Regions from separate parts of the Homo sapiens genome. Here region 2 is linked to region 1. Evidence: chromatin loops called from intact Hi-C (ENCODE). Cell type or tissue: MCF 10A. All regions are shown on one strand.

The links. A loop is a pair of places that touch in the nucleus more often than their neighbours do. Peaks named below come from ENCODE experiments on the same cell type or tissue, not always from the same donor. Only the 100,000 strongest peaks of a DNase experiment are listed, where the experiment ranks them.
Region 2: it touches region 1 in a loop (2.9-fold over the local background); 4 of 110 quality-filtered maps call a loop at or near these places.

The regions. Positions count from the first base shown.
Region 1 is chr17:80,829,149-80,837,148 of GRCh38, forward strand. All of the region lies in intron 9 of RPTOR (regulatory associated protein of MTOR complex 1), which reads left to right. Among named protein-coding and RNA genes, the nearest start is that of CHMP6, 160 kb to the right of the region's middle. RefSeq lists enhancers at 2,698-3,470, 3,937-4,246, 5,016-5,787 and a silencer at 4,075-4,291. In MCF 10A, no CTCF peak of the experiment used is centred here; a DNase peak (open chromatin) is centred at 4,143.
Region 2 is chr17:80,718,221-80,726,220 of GRCh38, forward strand. The region is part of intron 4 of RPTOR (regulatory associated protein of MTOR complex 1); the gene reads left to right. Among named protein-coding and RNA genes, the nearest start is that of RPTOR, 180 kb to the left of the region's middle. RefSeq lists enhancers at 2,588-3,787, 7,552-8,000. In MCF 10A, no CTCF peak of the experiment used is centred here; DNase peaks (open chromatin) are centred at 3,131 and 6,761.

The sequences.
Region 1 (8,000 bases):
AAAAATAGAGTCTTTATGGCTAAGGCATTATTGTTCATAAATTCAGAACTAGAGACACACAGAAGAAATCATTACATACTTCTTTACATGAGGAGAATCATGACTGGTAGAGTGGCCTAAGAGGCAGGCGTGGGGGCTTTCAGACAGCAGAAAGACGGGGCTGGTGTCCAGGAGGGCGCGGGCATGGGTAGGGCAGCGCCCGGGCTGTGCTCAGTCCAACCGGGGCTCTGCGGGGCGGTTTTGGCCCACAGTTGCCAGTCATAGAGTAGCCAAAAGTTCATATTTTCATTTTTAATTATCTGATTATTAGATGTTGATATCTAACGTGGCATTAAAAAACATTCTGCGAGCCCAACCAGACACATCCAACCCGACACATCCAACCAGACAGCGGCCTGTAGCCTGCCTGTTCCAAGCTGGGCCATGAACCCCTAGGGACAGAGGCTTCAGTGAAGCCCTCGGTGCCTCGGCTCCCAGCATGGGGGGCGGCCCGTAGACATGGCAGTGCCGCGTGCATGGAGAGGGCGGCGTCCACGGCGACTTGTGGCCGAGTCTCAGGATGCTTCCCCCACTCTTCTTCCTCAGCCCCTCCTGTGCGTGTCCAAGGGTCCTCTCTAGTTAGGGATATTTTCTGCAAGGTCTGACATCGTGTCTTCTTGTCTTTCTATGCTGGGAAGTGCCAAATAAGTAATATTAAAGGGTTCTTTGTACAGAAATCAATGATGATGTGAATTCAGGGAGAATCACTTGCATTTTACACATGTTCTCTGGGGTAGGTTTTCAGCAACAAGGATGCCAGCGTGAATCTAGAGCTAAAAAGTAAACACGAGTCAGTTCCATTTAATGCTGAAAATTATATCATGAGCCAACTTTGATAGGGAATTGAATGTAAAAATTGGGCTTTAGATTTGGAGAAGATCCTAGATCCTCGTAGGAGAAGAAAGACTGGAAATGTGGTCTGGCTGGTCAGGAGCCGGGACAGCAGGTCCCACGCTATAGGTGTACACAGATTCTCCCCGCTGGCTTCTCTGTTCTGTGGCATCTTCCTGGTTTCCTGGAGTCAGGGCAGCTCCACTGGCCTCAGTTTCCAGAGAACAAACCTGACTGAGGTGGACTTGCCACCTTGGCCACTGACCAGTTCCGACCCCGCCCCGCCCCAACTCCAGCTCCACCCAGTTCTCTCATTTCCTCTCCTCTCACTGCCACCAAAACATTATGTCAAAAAATGGGGGTTTCTCAGTCTGTATCAGTTCACTATGTGTGCAGAAAATTTATCGGAATGACTTTAACGGTAGTAGACCACCCCCCAATTCTGAGTGCTGACAGTTTGTAAAAGGCCCTTTCCAGGTGCTCTGCCAAAGCCACTCACGCACGGCCTTCTCACGGCGTCGGGCTGCTGCGCCCCACGGTGCCCCCGCGCTGGGCCATCTTGCACGGGCCGCTGCTGTCCAGTGGCTTCGAAAGGAGTTTGGTAGTTGAGGTGAGACCGCAGGTGCGCTGCTCCAGTGGCTTCGAAAGGAGTTTGGTAGTTGAGGTGAGATCGCAGGTGCACTGCTCCTCAGGAATGGCAGAGGCTTCCCATGATGGGGAGCATCATTTTCATCTTTTTTTTTTTTTTCGGAGGCGGGGTCTCGCTCTGTCACCCAGGCTGGAGTGCAGTGGTGTGATCTTGGCTCACTGCAGCCTCAACCTCCCAGGGTCAAGCAATCCTCTCACGTCAGACCCCCAAGTAGCTGGGACTACAGGCACACGCCCAGCTAATTGTTTTGTATTTTTTGTAGAGATGAGGTTTCACCAGGTTGCTCAGGCTGGTCTTGAACTCCTGAGCTCAGACAATCCTCCCACCTTGGCCTCCCAAAGTGCTGGAATTAACAGGTGTGTGCCACCGCGCCCAATAGGGAACATCATTTTAAAGCAGCTCTTTGCTTCCCAGCGGAGATTCCATAGCAGCCGTGTGTTGTTCCGATGTGTGTTTTCCCAAATGCGCTACACAATTAAGGTGCTTAGGAGGGAGGAGAGGCAAGCACAGAGGTTTGGCTTGCACTAGCTCCACGTCCTTCCCGGGTTTCAGAAAGGCATGTACTTGCCCTTGCACTGCCCAGAGACCAGGCCCCAGCACTGCCTCCTCTCCATTCCCCACGGAGGCTGAGACGATTCCTCAGTCCATGTCACCCTGAGAAAATCCCCCTCCAATAAGGCATTTGATTCTGTGGAGTCCGTTATTGCAGAATTTTACCTCCACTCTGTCCTAGGCGTGTTAACATTCGAAGTCTAATTCTAACTCTTAGACACTCTCACCACGTCCTTAACACGAGTGAGTTTACTAGTCTGGACACAGGAGGGAGGCTTCTGGAAGACTGGGAAACCCCAGGCCTTCTTAGATATGAGCAGTCCTTGCTGCTCGTGATGAATTTCATGCATGACTTTATCACTGTCCATCGGAATCCCGCCGAGGCTCTGGAGGCAGAGATGTCAGATCTCTGATGACAGTGAACTTCCACAGAGGGCAGCAGCATCTCCCTGTGTATCCTTGTGTATCACTATGTATCCCTGTGTGTCACTGTGTATCCCTGTGTGTCACTGTGTCACTGTGTATCCCTGTGTATCACTATGTATCCCTGTGTGTCACTGTGTATCCCTGTGTGTCACCGTGTATCCCTGTGTGTCACCATGTATCCCTGTGTGTCACTGTGTATCCCTGTGTGTGCCTGTATGTCACCGTGTATCCCTGTGTATCACTGTGCACACAGTAAAATTTAACAAGAAGCCAGTCCATTCCACCATGTTACCATGTTGCAGATTTAGGGAGGCGTAACCACACAGACTTGGTACTGGTCTTGATTGTGGAGGGCCTTTATGCTGAGCCAGAGATGAGGAAGATGTTGGTGCCTGGCTATAAGGGCTTGAGCCAGGTGGATACGGAGGGCATGCAGCCAACACCGCTCTTGAGACACCGGCTGGGTTAGTGTGGAAAAACTCCATTGAATGGTTTGCCTTTCTCCCTGGAGGTAGTTAGGTGTACTAGTTGAAACACCCATTCATTGGGAACCCGTGATCCAGGGGCTTTACAAATGGGCATGTGTGAGCATAGGCAGCATAGGCTGCCGTGGCCCCAGGTGTCAGGGTGCAGGCGGCTCCTGTCTTGGAGGCTTCCATCCCCCGTGGAAGCTCGTGCTGGCCACTGGAGCAACATTCCCGCAGGTGGGAAGGCCGCGAGGAGTGGACGAGGCAGCTCAGGCCTGGGGGACAGACTTGGAGCTCACATGCCCATCGCCCCCCTGTCCTGTGGCAGTGTCTGGTCCAGCCTCATCCAGGGAGGGAGGGAATGTGGCCTCCACCTTGAGTGGCATGTCCCAGCTCCAATGCTGTTCCTTAACAAGGGCAGGGAGGGAGGCACAAAGGAGTGAGGAGTGGTTTCAGACGCTCAGACGGAGAACATTCGGCTCAGAAACAGAATCGTGCTCTCCTCTGTTACTAGATTTTGCCAACTGCAACTGAGGACTGAGCTGCTGTGGAGGTGGGCTCCTCACCATGGGAGCATCACCGGGGGCTCTGCAGGGCTGTCTGCCACGAAAACAATGCCCAGAGCTCTCTCCTCCCCTCATCAATAGACCAAAGTGTGTACATCCCCAGGGAGCACACAGGAAAGATAGCAGAAAAGAGCATTTGGAATAAATAATGTACAATCTAGCTATTATACTCCTTGGGTGGTGATGGAGAGGTTGAATTTTTAGCAAGAGGAAAGAGGGAACAAAGCCTAACAAACATTGAGGTTAAAACATGAAGTCATCTGCATTTACACTTTGCTTCAGGCCGCGGCAGTAATGAATACTCAGAGCCGGCTTTCTGTTTAATGTTTGATGCAAAGTCACCGGGGAGTCATTCTCCTTCACTTTCAATTTCAGGGGTCCTGAAACCCTGCGTTTCTCTGCGGTAATAACCCGTGCTTTCCGTTCCCGGGGCGGGCGCGCTCTGACTGATCAGCGCAGATGGAGGCTGTGCGGACTTGGACTTGGACGGTTTTCCTCCAGCCCACCTCCTGGGCACCCGCCATCTCAGGGCTGTTTCCTGAAAACCCAGCTCTTGCCTGGATGACATGTTTTCCAGGCGAGTGACTCATCAGAACAGCCAACAGCTTAGAAAGTCCCTCTGCCCCCAGCTGCTGGGGGGGAGGAGCCCACGATGCAGATGAGCTGGTCACAGCTAATCACAGCCTCCTCCCCTCAGATCTGCACTCCAGCACTCCAGCCCTGCTTCTCCAGGCAGCTTGATCGCAGGCTGTGGGAAGTGCTAATCCAGACACCTTCCCGGTCCCCTCCCACCTTCTGCTGTCGTGTGCTGCCAAACCTCACAGGGCTGGCTGCTGCCGCCGAAGCCCACCACCATGGCCTCTCGTGTGTACGTAGGACCCACTTTCCCACTTGTCTTTAGCTGGGAATCCCAAATTAGAGCTGCAAGTGTGTGTTGATTTTACCGTAGAAAATGCAGCCAGTTTTAATCAACAGATAAATGTTCATTAGAGAATACCGTTGTTCTGCTGTTTAAAAGGTTGCCGTGCAGGCCGGGTGCAATGGCTCACGCCTGTAATCCCAGCACTTTGGGAGGCCACGGCAGGCAGATCACCTGAGGTCAGGAGTTCGAGACCCGCCTGACCAACATGGTGAAACCCCGTCTCTACTAAAAATACAAAAATTAGCCAGGCGTGTGGCACATTCCTGTAATCCCAGCTACTCAGGAGACCGAGGCAGGAGAATCACTTGAACCCGGGAGGCGGAGGTTGCAGTGAGCCAAGATCGCACCACTGCGCTCCAGCATAGGTGACAGAGTGAGACTCCGTCTCAAAAAACAAAACAAAACAAAAGGTTGCCATGCGATTTTAGAATTTAATGGGTAATCTGGCCCTGTAATTTGGTTAAATAAATAAATAAATAAACCACCCACGGCCCCGAGAGGGCCTCTGGCTTGCTCAGCAGGCGGTGCCAGGGTGCAAGCTCCTCCCAGTACCTCCGTCTTCCCTGCCTTGCTCTGAGTGGGGCTGTCCTTCGGGCCCAGGCCGAGCTGTGGCTTGAGGTTCAGGGCCGCTTCACTGTGTGCTGATAATCGGGTTCCAGCGCTTGTCTTTCAGCGGTTTGTAGGCGTTCTTTTACATCCTTTCTTCTCATTAGTACTTGAACAAAGTTATTTTCCTCCTCTCATGTAGACAGCTCTGCCTCGAGTCCACAGCCCTGGGTAGCCGGACGGCCCCGAGCAGCCTCCGTGCATCGTCTGGGCGCCGAGCCACAGCCCTTCCTCCTGGGCTTTGTGTCATCCCCGCAGCCTCCTGAGCCTCTGTGCATCAGTGAAACCAGAACCATCTGGGGCTGCTTTTCTGGTCTGAAATGTGGAGCTGGGTCAGTCCCCGCCTCCCACCCCGGGGCTGGATCCAAGTGGGCCCCCAGCCTTTTAGGAGCACATGTCCCACTGCAGCAACATGGGTCACGTGTCCGAGAGAGATTGTCACCCGTGGCTCTGACACAGCTTTGCTGGGCGGCATCCTGTCCGGTGTGCTGAGCGATGTCTCCAGTGCAGTTCAGGCCTTCAACACCAAGCGAGGGCCTTGGAGAACGTGCGAATAGGCTTTCCGGGAGGCATGGTTCCAAAGGCGCCTTGCCCAGCACTGACCGAGGCCACACCAGGTGCCACGCTGGTCTGCTCGGCCCACGGCCCGGACACCCTCTCTGCCCTCCTCTCGCCTCCACCTCCCCTAACTTGCACACACTTTCTTCTAACTCCTGAAGCAGAAACTTTTTATTTGATTAAATTCGAGGAATCTTTATAGAGTTTAATTGCAATAATTGACTTTGCTTCTGTCTTAACAAAGAGTAAAATCTCCCTCAATGCTGCTGAATACCATTTGCCTGCAGCTGGGGATTTACTGGGCATATGGGAGCTATTTATTGCACGTACTTTGAGGCCTTTTGATTATCTCCTGATTGCTTCTTAACTCTGTTGGCAGGGGAAGGGCATGTTTGTGCAAAGAGGGCCAGTCTTGGGAAAATTGAAATATATTTCATATATTTGAAAGTGAAAAATTGCTCTTTAGTCCCTTTGTTCATCTTAAACTTTTACTTTTTTTTCTGGATTTTAACATTTTTCATTCTCATTTTGGTCCTTTACTAAGACATTGAGAAAATATGCCCTTTGACACGGCAGCACGGAGTGTCATTAACCTAAAAAATAACACAGAGTCCTCGAGTCTCTTAGAAAATTACCCAGGAGAAGAGAGCGCAGTGCTAGAAGCAGAATCCAGTATACTGATCATCACTCGGTTTCCACAAGGAACATATTTCTAGCAGAAAGGGAGAGTAGGGCTGAAGGGATTGCTGTCCTTCCTCCATCCCTACGACGAAGGTTGAGTGTCCCTAATTCAAAAATCCAAAATGTTCCAAAATCCGAAACTCTGTGAGGGCCACCACGCTGCCACAGGTGGACAGTTCCCCTCCCGACCTTGCGGGCGCAAACTTTGTTTCATGCACAAAATTGTGTAAAATTCGCTTCAGGCTGTGTGTGTAAGAGGTATATGAAACATACATGGAGTTTACTCTTAGACTTGGGTCCCATCCCCTGATATCTCATTATGTATATGCAAATATTCCAAAACCTGAAAATATCGGAAACCCAAAACACTTCCGGTCCCAGGCATTTTAGAGAAGAGATACTCAACCTGTATCCGCGGAGATCAAGACTGTGTTCTGTGGCTGTGCTGAGAGCGAGGTGATGATTCACTTCCAGTTGAGAGTTCATGTTGGATGTTGTGGCGGGGCCACAGCAGCTGCCTCCGACTGACCCCTGCTTTGTGTCAGCCGCTCTACGAGGACGCTGTGAGGGAGGCATGATCATAAGCCCATTTCACAGATGGTGAAACGGATCCTAGAGAGAGAGCCACGCGCCCAGAGCCCCAGAGCCACACGCTGAATTTCACCAAGCAGCCTCCCACACGGGCTCCCTGGTCAGGCCCTCATCCTCCGGGCGAGGCAGCGAGGCAGGCAGGTCAGCCGCTCCCTGGGCCGGAGCTAGTGGGTAGCAGAGCTGGGAGCAGAGCCCAGGCTCATGGCTCCCGGTCAGATCTTTTCTTCCCTCTCTCCTTCTCGAAAGTCACACGGGGCTGCTCATGCACAGAGGGTGCTTTCCTGCTCGCCCTCACTCTCATTTAGCCAATGCATATTGAAAGCCTGCTATGTGCCTGGCACTGGGAAAGAAGTTGGGTACGGCTGGATGCCAGGGCACCTGCAGGATGTCTGTAATTCAGCGTGTGGCTCTGCGGCCTTGGGCGCGTGGCTGTCTCTCTAGGGTGAAACAGTCTCATGATCATGTCTCCCTCACAGTGTCCTTGTAGAGCAGCTGACACAAAGCAGGGGTCGGTCAGAGGCAGCTGCTGTCCCTCTGCCACAGGGCTAGAGATGTCAGAGGTGCTGGGGTGTGCCAGGCCTGGGGTACCACGAGAAGGCCAGAGCCACAGAAAGGCTTAGGGGGGCTGTGTTAGAGCCTCCGAGAAAGCTCACAGGGCAGCTGGCCTGGAGGGAGGTGCCGGCAGAGGGGCCCATTGGGAGGGGGCTGTTAGGACAACACCGAGGCTCTGACAAGGCCATGTCAGGAAAGTGGCGATGGTGGCTGGGGGTGCCCCATAAGGCTGTTGCCTACACCTGGGAATCCCAGGAACTGGCCTGGAGGTGTGAGGTCCAATTCAGACTGCCGGCTGTTCCTACAGTAGAATTGGGGTGTGGAGCTCTGGGGAGAGGTGTGAGGCTATTTTAAATAGCGTCTGGGGGTGTCGGTGAGCAGGTGGCATTGGGCGCCCTGAGCAAGGATGAGAGCAGGCAGGGAAAGGGCTGTGGAAGCTGCAGCAGTGCGGCCCTGAAGGACGGGGTCGGGAGCCCGGGGAGGAGGCTGTCTCACGTTCACCGTGACGGGAAGGAGGCCGGAGGAGAAAGCCTCATAATGTCCAAGGGGGAGAACTCAAG
Region 2 (8,000 bases), 110 kb before region 1:
TGTGGTTTTGCATTTTTGGTTTAGGATAATTTTTAATTCTTCGGTGGTCTTCCTGTGGTGTTTACAACCTAACCCCTACCCTCTGCCAAAATCATCCTCAAAGGCCATTTTTGTCTTGCACTATGTTCTACCCTTACCCCTCCGGACATTAAATAGGGACATAAAATGGATCTTATCATGGAGAGCACAGACGGAAAGCAAAGACTGTTTTGTTCTGATTGTTGGTTATAAGTCTAGCTTAAAGCCGAATTGCATGATGATGTATTGTGATAATGTAGGGAAAATATTGGCCCCTTCAGAGAGAGAGAGAGTTGTGCCAGCCCAGCCATGGTGGGCAGGCAAGGTTGGAGGGGGCCTCCTGGAGAAGGCGGTGCTTGCTCGGGCTGAGTCTTACAGAAGAGAACAAAGGCAACAGTTGTCCCTGAGAGGGGACTGGAGGGGATGATCTCAGAGGAAGTAGATGATATAATAAACCAGCATGGTATTCATTGGAAACTACAAGCAGTTCTGTGCTATGGGAGCCTGGAGCCTGAATTGGGTTTCAAAAGAAAGAAGGCCAGAAAGTGTTCCAGGCTAAGGCATAGAGCACCTCGCAGACTCTTAGGGATGTGGGCTTAGATAAATCCTTTTGATGCCGTGTGAAGCCTGGCTCTGGGGAGAAAAGACTGGCTAGAGAAACTCCAGGTAGAAGGCCGTCGTATACAAGAGGCCAGTGGCGGCACCCTGAGTCAGGCTGGTGGGGCGACCCTCAGGACCTTCCTAGGACAGGTGGAGGTTGAGTTAGAGGGAGCAGGTGAGACCTGGACTGTGACCAGGCACCAGAAGCGAGAAGAAGGAGCTTGTGGGCATTTGTTCTCAGGTTGTGAGTAGGCCGGAGGTCCATGAGTATGGGGTCGTGAGAAGTAGGGGCAGACATGCTGCGGGCGGTTCCCAAAATACAGTTTCTAGAGCCGAAGAAGGCCAAGAGAGTGAAATCTGGGGAGCAGAAGAGGATCCTGGCAGGTGATGGGGAGGAGAATTGGGAGAAAATGGCATGGGGGAAGCCGGGAAGGGTACCTGTCAGCCCGGGGGAACAGAGATGGAATTGATATCCATTATTCCAAGGAGTCTGGCCCTTTAGCAAGAAGAGCACTTTATATTCCAAGTGAAGCAGTCCTGTTCAAAATAAGCAGCTCCCCATTTCTGAGAAGATGCTGAGTACATCTTCTGCCAGAGAACTCAGAATGTGAATCAGAATTCTCAGCCCTATTAAAGTGGCATCTTCTCAGGGCTCGTTCCTGTAAAGCCCCTTAAGGGCACAGCCTTCCTTTAAACTCTCAGCCAGGAACTGTGGTCTCATCTGGATTTGCCGCCGCAGCTTTCCCTGGACTAAAGATGGACTTGTGCCACCATTCTCAGAGGAGGGCAAAGGACAGGGGTCAGCAGATTCCTCCTCCTCCTGAAGGGGGTTCTTGAATACATATCATCCAGAAGCAGGGGGTCGTGGCCCCGAAAGGTCAGGAGTGGGGGGAAGCGGTACTTGTGAACAGACAACTCGGGAGTATACATCACCAGTAAACCCCAGTCCCGTAAAATCCGTAAGGCTGCAAGCTTATTGTCATTGGTGGTGGTGTTTTTGGTACTTCCTCTGCCCTTCTTTTATTACAGTTAAATAATTATTCCATGAGCAATTCTAAATAAATATTATTTAATAGGATTTATTGGTTTTTTGTTTTTTTAATTGGGATTGTCATTATCAAATAGATGCCTCTTGTGTTGGTATACAGTTAATTGTTGCTTCTGTTGAAAGATGGATCATGGGCCGGGCACGGTGGCTCACGCCTGTAATCCCAACACTTTGGGAGGCCGAGGCGGGCGGATCACCTGAGGTCAGGAGTTTGAGACCAGCATGGTGAAACCCTGTCTCTATTAAAAATACCAAAAAAAAATTAGCCATGCATAGTGGCGGGCACCTGTAATCCCAGCTACTCAGGAGGCTGAGACAGGAGAATCGCTTGAACTGGGACTTGGAGGTTGCAGTGAGCCGAGACCGTGCCATTGCACTCCAGCCTGGACAACAAGAGAGAAACTGTCTCAAAAAAAAAAAGATGGATCATAAAGCTTTTGAAATACACTATTATCAGAAAAATACGTGATTTTTAAAAAGTGATATTTATGTCAGACCACAATTATCATTTGTTAAAATTGTTACTTTATTCGTCTTGAGAATCTAGCGGTGTCCAAGAAAAAGTTTTATGGTAAACTTGACCTTTCTTTTCTGAGAAATTCTAGCATTTTGTGTTTGCTTACAGTAGTAGAAGGCCATTAACAAAAACTCCATTTCTTTGGGAGAAGTGCTGGAAATGTTTGGAGTATTTCTTTATGAGAGCTTAAACTTTAACAAACAAATGATTTCCTTGATGCCAAGAGATACAAAACCTGAGAGTGCAGCTGCACTGACTTCGCGGGTGCCCTGCATTTAAAACCACGGTCATAGCGCTGCGGTGCCCATGCTTGAGTGCGCCCAGCATCACCTGCAGGCTCACGGAGCCACAGACTGCCAGGCCCTCCCTGAGCCTCTGCTTCTGTGGCCGTGGGTGGGGCCTGACGATTTGGCTTTCTTGGGTGTCCCACAAAATTGCTGCTGCGGCCGCTTCTGCTGCTGTCTGGGTTGTCTGCCTTTGAGAACCCCTGGTATGGACAGTGTGGTGTGAGAGGCAAGCAGGATATTCATCTTATGGTTTGGGGTCACTCTGCTTCTTACGTGTCGGGAGAGACACTTCCCCGACCCCTTGTTTTCCATCTCTAATTTTAGCCGTCTAGGGCAGAAACAGTCCCGGGTAAACACCAAGGCCTCGTGGGAGGCACCTAGGAGGTGAGGAGGGGCTACGTCTGCCGGGTCTCCAAGCAGGAGTGAGAACCAGCTAGACAAGGGGAGGCCTGGGAGTGCGAGGGGGCTCTGGTGACAGGAAGTAGTCCCCTCTGACCCGGTGACACCGTGGGGAGCAGGTGATGTGGTTCCAGTGCTCTGTCATCCTGGGGTCAGTAGGATGAAAGATGTCGTAGCAGCACAGGCAGCACTGTGGAAACTGTTCTCACGACTGTGAGTCATTGAGGCTCCTGGACGCGGCGGAAGTGCAAGCGGGAAAAAGGATGGCAAGTTGAGTAACCTCAGGGGTAAGCAAGGAGGTGTGAGAATCACTCACTTCCTCGGCAGGGCCTGCACGCACCTGGTGCAGGAGCAGCAGAAGCCATGCTGGCTCTTCCTGCTGCGTGTGCATCTGGCCCTGGAAAGAGGCACACCCAGCAGCGGGCTCTCCTGGCTCACCCGGGGCCGTCAGGGCGCTGCAGTTTGCAGGAGCATCCTTTGGGCTCTTACCTCAGTCGGTGGGGCTGGGCAGCTGGGTGTCTCCAGCCCATCATGCTGGAACATGCTGGAAGCTTCCTCAGGGTACTCGGGCTTATTTTGGTAGTCATACACATGAAATGCACTTTGGGGGAGAAGGATGAAATATTTTGGTTAATCCACTGAAAAAATGAATGTTGAGGAACACAGCCAGCTTTCCTGTTATTTATTAATAGGCTTAAGATAGCCAGAAGGACATTTCTGCTAGAAAGTTATTGCCAGCTGAAAAAGAACAAGTCTTCATTATTATCCAATTTGGTATATATATATATATTTCAGGTTTTTATGAAGCTAAGGGCAAAGGTCAGCTGCTTCCTATTCCTTGTGGATTGTGCTGCTGATGGGAACTTCCTTTGACTTCACAAATACAAGGGATTGGAAGTGCATTCTTTGTTATCTCATATGTAAGATGAGGCTTTTAACACGATTTTCTTTTAGTTAATTTTAAAATATTTTATTATAAAATTCATTTTTTTTCAAATGGTGCAGATAAGCATAAAATAAACAATAAAAGTTCTTCCTTTCCTTCCCTCCAAGCCTTTGTGTGGCACGTTCTTGGCATGTTGCAAAGTGCCGTCATCATCATCATCATCATTGAGTTTGGAAGAGGAAATGATAAGTTTTATTTTTCCCTTCTCAAATTTTTGAATTTGAGGTGTCACAGGCAATCAAATGAAAATAACCAACTCTCTGTAGAGGTGGTAGTTGCAGCTGAACATTTTTGGGACTTCAATGTTTAGGCAGTATTTAAAACCAGGGAGTTATATTTGATTGCCTGGGAGAAGATGTGGAATAAGAAGAATGGAATAGGCCCCTGACGATAAGTTTTTAAGGGGAGGGTGGAAGGGAGGGGTCCCAAGCTGGGAAACTTTGGAAGAATGAGCTGAGGCAGCCGGAGACCTGGGGAGAGAGTGTGTGTTTGAGGGGAGACGGCGCATAGATGTCAGGTGGGGCAGGAATGGAAGAGACCATGGGATGCAGCATGTGAAGAGGTGACTATGTGTTCAGTAATTTCTGGAGAGCAGTTAGGATCAAAACTAGGTTTGCATTTTTAAAAAACAATTTGAAATAATTTTAAATGTACACGAGAGTTGCAGAGGCAGCACAGAGAGTTCCTGTGTGTCCTTCATCCAGCTACCCAGTGTCAACCTCTTACATGACCTCAGCACAGCGATCAAATCTAGGAAACATATGTTGTTACAGCACTGCCAACCACACACAGCCTCCTTGGTGCCAGCAGCCTTGCCGCTGTAATCCTCTGTATGTCTTGTGGTCCAGCCCAGGCCCCCACCCACATTGGCTGCCTTGTCCTCTGGTCCTCCCAGCCTGGGATGGTTCCTCAGCTGTTCTTGTCTTTCATGACCATGACATTGTAAGATGCTGCTCAGGTGTTTTGGAGGATGTCCCTCACTTTGGGTTTGTCTGATGTGTTCTCATGATGAGATTGAGGATCAAAGTTTTGGGAAGAATAATGCAGATGGGTTATTCTCAGTGCATCAGGTTTGGGGGTGCGTGGTGTGTGTGATTCTTATTACTGCAGATACCAACCTTGATCACTAGGCTGAAGTGGTGCCTTGTGTGTTTCTCCAATGTGAAGTTGTTATTTTCTTTATAATTCATAAGCATTTGAAGGAGATACTTTGAGAGTATGCAGATATCCTGTTTCTCCTTAAACTGCCATGCCCTAATTCTAACATTCATGTGTAATTACTATCCTGGTGTTCTAATGGTGGTGCTGTACCTCCCTATTTCCTTCCACGTTTAGTAACTGGAATTCTTCTGTATGAAAGAATTGTTGCTTCTCTTGTTGTTTATTTACTTGGTTGTTTGTTTATATCCATATGGAGCCACTAATATTTATTTTACTTCTTGGGTTATAATCCATTATTATTATCATTATTTATTTTGTTACTGAAATTGTTTCAACTTTGACCACTGACACACCTTCTAGCATTTTCTCTACCACAGCCCTGGATCAACCATTTTTCCAAGGATCTTTGGCTTTTTTGAGAGTGGGATTTAGAAACCAAGATGTGGCCTCTTTGTGTGCTCGTTACTACTGGAGCATTAGTGTTACTAGGCCTAGGCCCTCTCCGTGGACTTAGCTAAGTGATGCATTTGTGTGTAGTAAGCTGTAAACACATGCATATTGATTTGCGTATCTATGTACAGGTGTGGAAACTAGATTTTAATGACTAAACAGGAGGTAAGGGACTAGGGACTGGAATAGACTAATCTTTCCAGAAGTTTGGTGATACTACTGAATAACACTGTTTTTTCTAGCTTTCTCTGTAATACAATTTTTGCAATAAATACATAGAGAGCATGTGATTAGAGGAGCCTGTCTGTTGGGGAGACCTCGAAGAAAGAACAAGGCTAAGCAGGGATGTTTAGTTTCTGCAAGAGGTAACTTATGTTTGTAGATAGGAGAAAGGGGGTTGCTGAAGAAAGTATAAATCAGTGGAGTAAAGGATGAGAAATGGGAAGGTATGAGAAGATTAATTCAGGACAGAGATACAGCATTTGACTTGGCAAGCCCAAGCACTCTTCTCTGAGACGTGGGAGGGAAGGAGAGGTGAATACAAATGTGGTGGAGCTTTGAAGCTGGACATGAGAGCTGGTTCCCCTTGGAGCCTGTCTCCTGTTAAGTGAGAAGCCAGGCCATGTCCTGAGAGGTGGGGGCCATGAGTGCCAGGATGGAAGGGTCAGGAGAGAGGAGACATGGCAACCCACCCCTTCCTCATGTTTACTGCCTGGCATAGTTGGCATTTTTCTTTATGTTGAGGAAAATGCTGCTATGATCTGATTAGTAGGTGCTAAATACCCCAGTTTGTATAAAGTAGGATGGTATCTTTGCAGGGCTAATGAAATGGCCAAATCAGGTTTGGGTAAGGCCACCTGGAGATCCATGTCCTTCAGCTGATGGCAGTCTTCCTGTGTATCCCAGCTATCCACAGAGATGCTTGCGAGTTCTACCATCGCAACAGCGGCGAGGCCAGGTTCTCCCATCCCAACAGTGGTGAGGCCAGAAATTTCCAGGCTCATCACATCTACCTGCTCAGCCTGTGGTGGGTTGGAGTTGGGGTTGGGACACCCCACCTGCCCTTCCAGAGGGCGACTGTCTGCACCTGCCCAGTGTGCCCCCCGTTCCCTCCTCTGCAGTGTCAGAGCTGCTGTGCCTGGATCTGAGGAGGGGCCGTGGGAGAAGAAGCCGCCCCCACGACACTTGCGCTTGCCTTTTCAGCTGGAGCACGGGGTGGCGGCACCGTGTCGTTCTGCCCACCTCACCCACTGGGATGCAAACTTGCTGAGGCCAGGGCTTCTTCCTGCCATGCCTTGCCACCACGCCCCTTGCCTCCCCTGGGACATGCCGTTCTCTTCTTTGTACTCATCTGTTTGGTATGTGAGGGGTTTTGCGTTTTGTCTTCTGCTCTGTAATTTAAAGGGATAAAACGCTCACATTTAACTTAAGCCAAAACCCAGTTTCAGTCTTTCCACCAGAAATCCCTGAGATGTAGAATTGTGGGAAGCTCCTTGGAGGCTGGCGGGCTGCTGGGCTGCCCCTCTGTGGGAAGACAGCCTGCAGGCTTCAGTGGGCTGGGCTCTCCCGGCCATGGCTGCCTTGGTGGCTAACTCAGGCTGCGGCGACAGACTGGTGAGGCAGGCGGACTCTTCCCCTGATGTTTAATATAACCTGACAGATAAAGTGGATTGTAATGAAGAAATTATCTAAAACCCATTTCTATTTCTTTGTTTGAAAAGAAAACATGGCCTTGAATATGATTCTTGGAGAAAAAGAAGAGACGCTTTGATTAGGAATTATTCTCTGTACTTTTAGTTTTGGATCAAGAAGAAATGAAAACCATTGGCCACAAGCTCTTGAGTGTTCCAAGCAGCCTTCCGTGTATACAGGGGGCTTTTCAATTCTGGGCTGGTGTGGGTTGGTGCAGTCAGGATGACAGAGGAATATTCCACAGGACAACGAGGAGTGACTCTACTGTGGGCGTTGTTTCTGCCCCTGCAGCCGGGGCTGTGAGGCTGCAGGCTGCCCTTTGCTGGTTTGCAGGGGCCATAATTCTGGCCTGGAGCTTGACAAACGACCCAGGACCTCTGAGATGGGAAATGAGGTCTGCATCCCGTGTTCTAATCAGGATTCGCTATCAAAGGTCATTTTCCACACTGTGGCTTAATAGAGTTGGTTTTATATTCCCTGAGGGATACAGACTTCCAAATTGTTGCAGTCTCACTAACTGTAATGTATACAGCTCATGTTTGAAAGGAAATCGCCTCTCCTCCAAGGCAGCGGTTCTCAACCAGGGAAACTTTTCCCCTCAGGGGACACTGGGACATTTGGCAATGTCCAGCAACCTGGAGATTGTCACATCTAGGTGTGGGGGTGGCTGGGTGGTGCTGCGGAAGATTGTGTGGTGCACAGGGCAGCCCCACAAGGAGCGGCCCGGCCCCAAATGGCCCTGGTGCTGAGAGGGACAGACGCCGCTCACAGAGAAGCGACCACAGAGGCCCACATCCAAGCAGGCTTCCCAGAGCAGGCGGGGCTGGGAAAGCTGTTCTGTGGCGCAGCATCCCAGTGGCTGTTACGGGGTGAAAGCCCCTC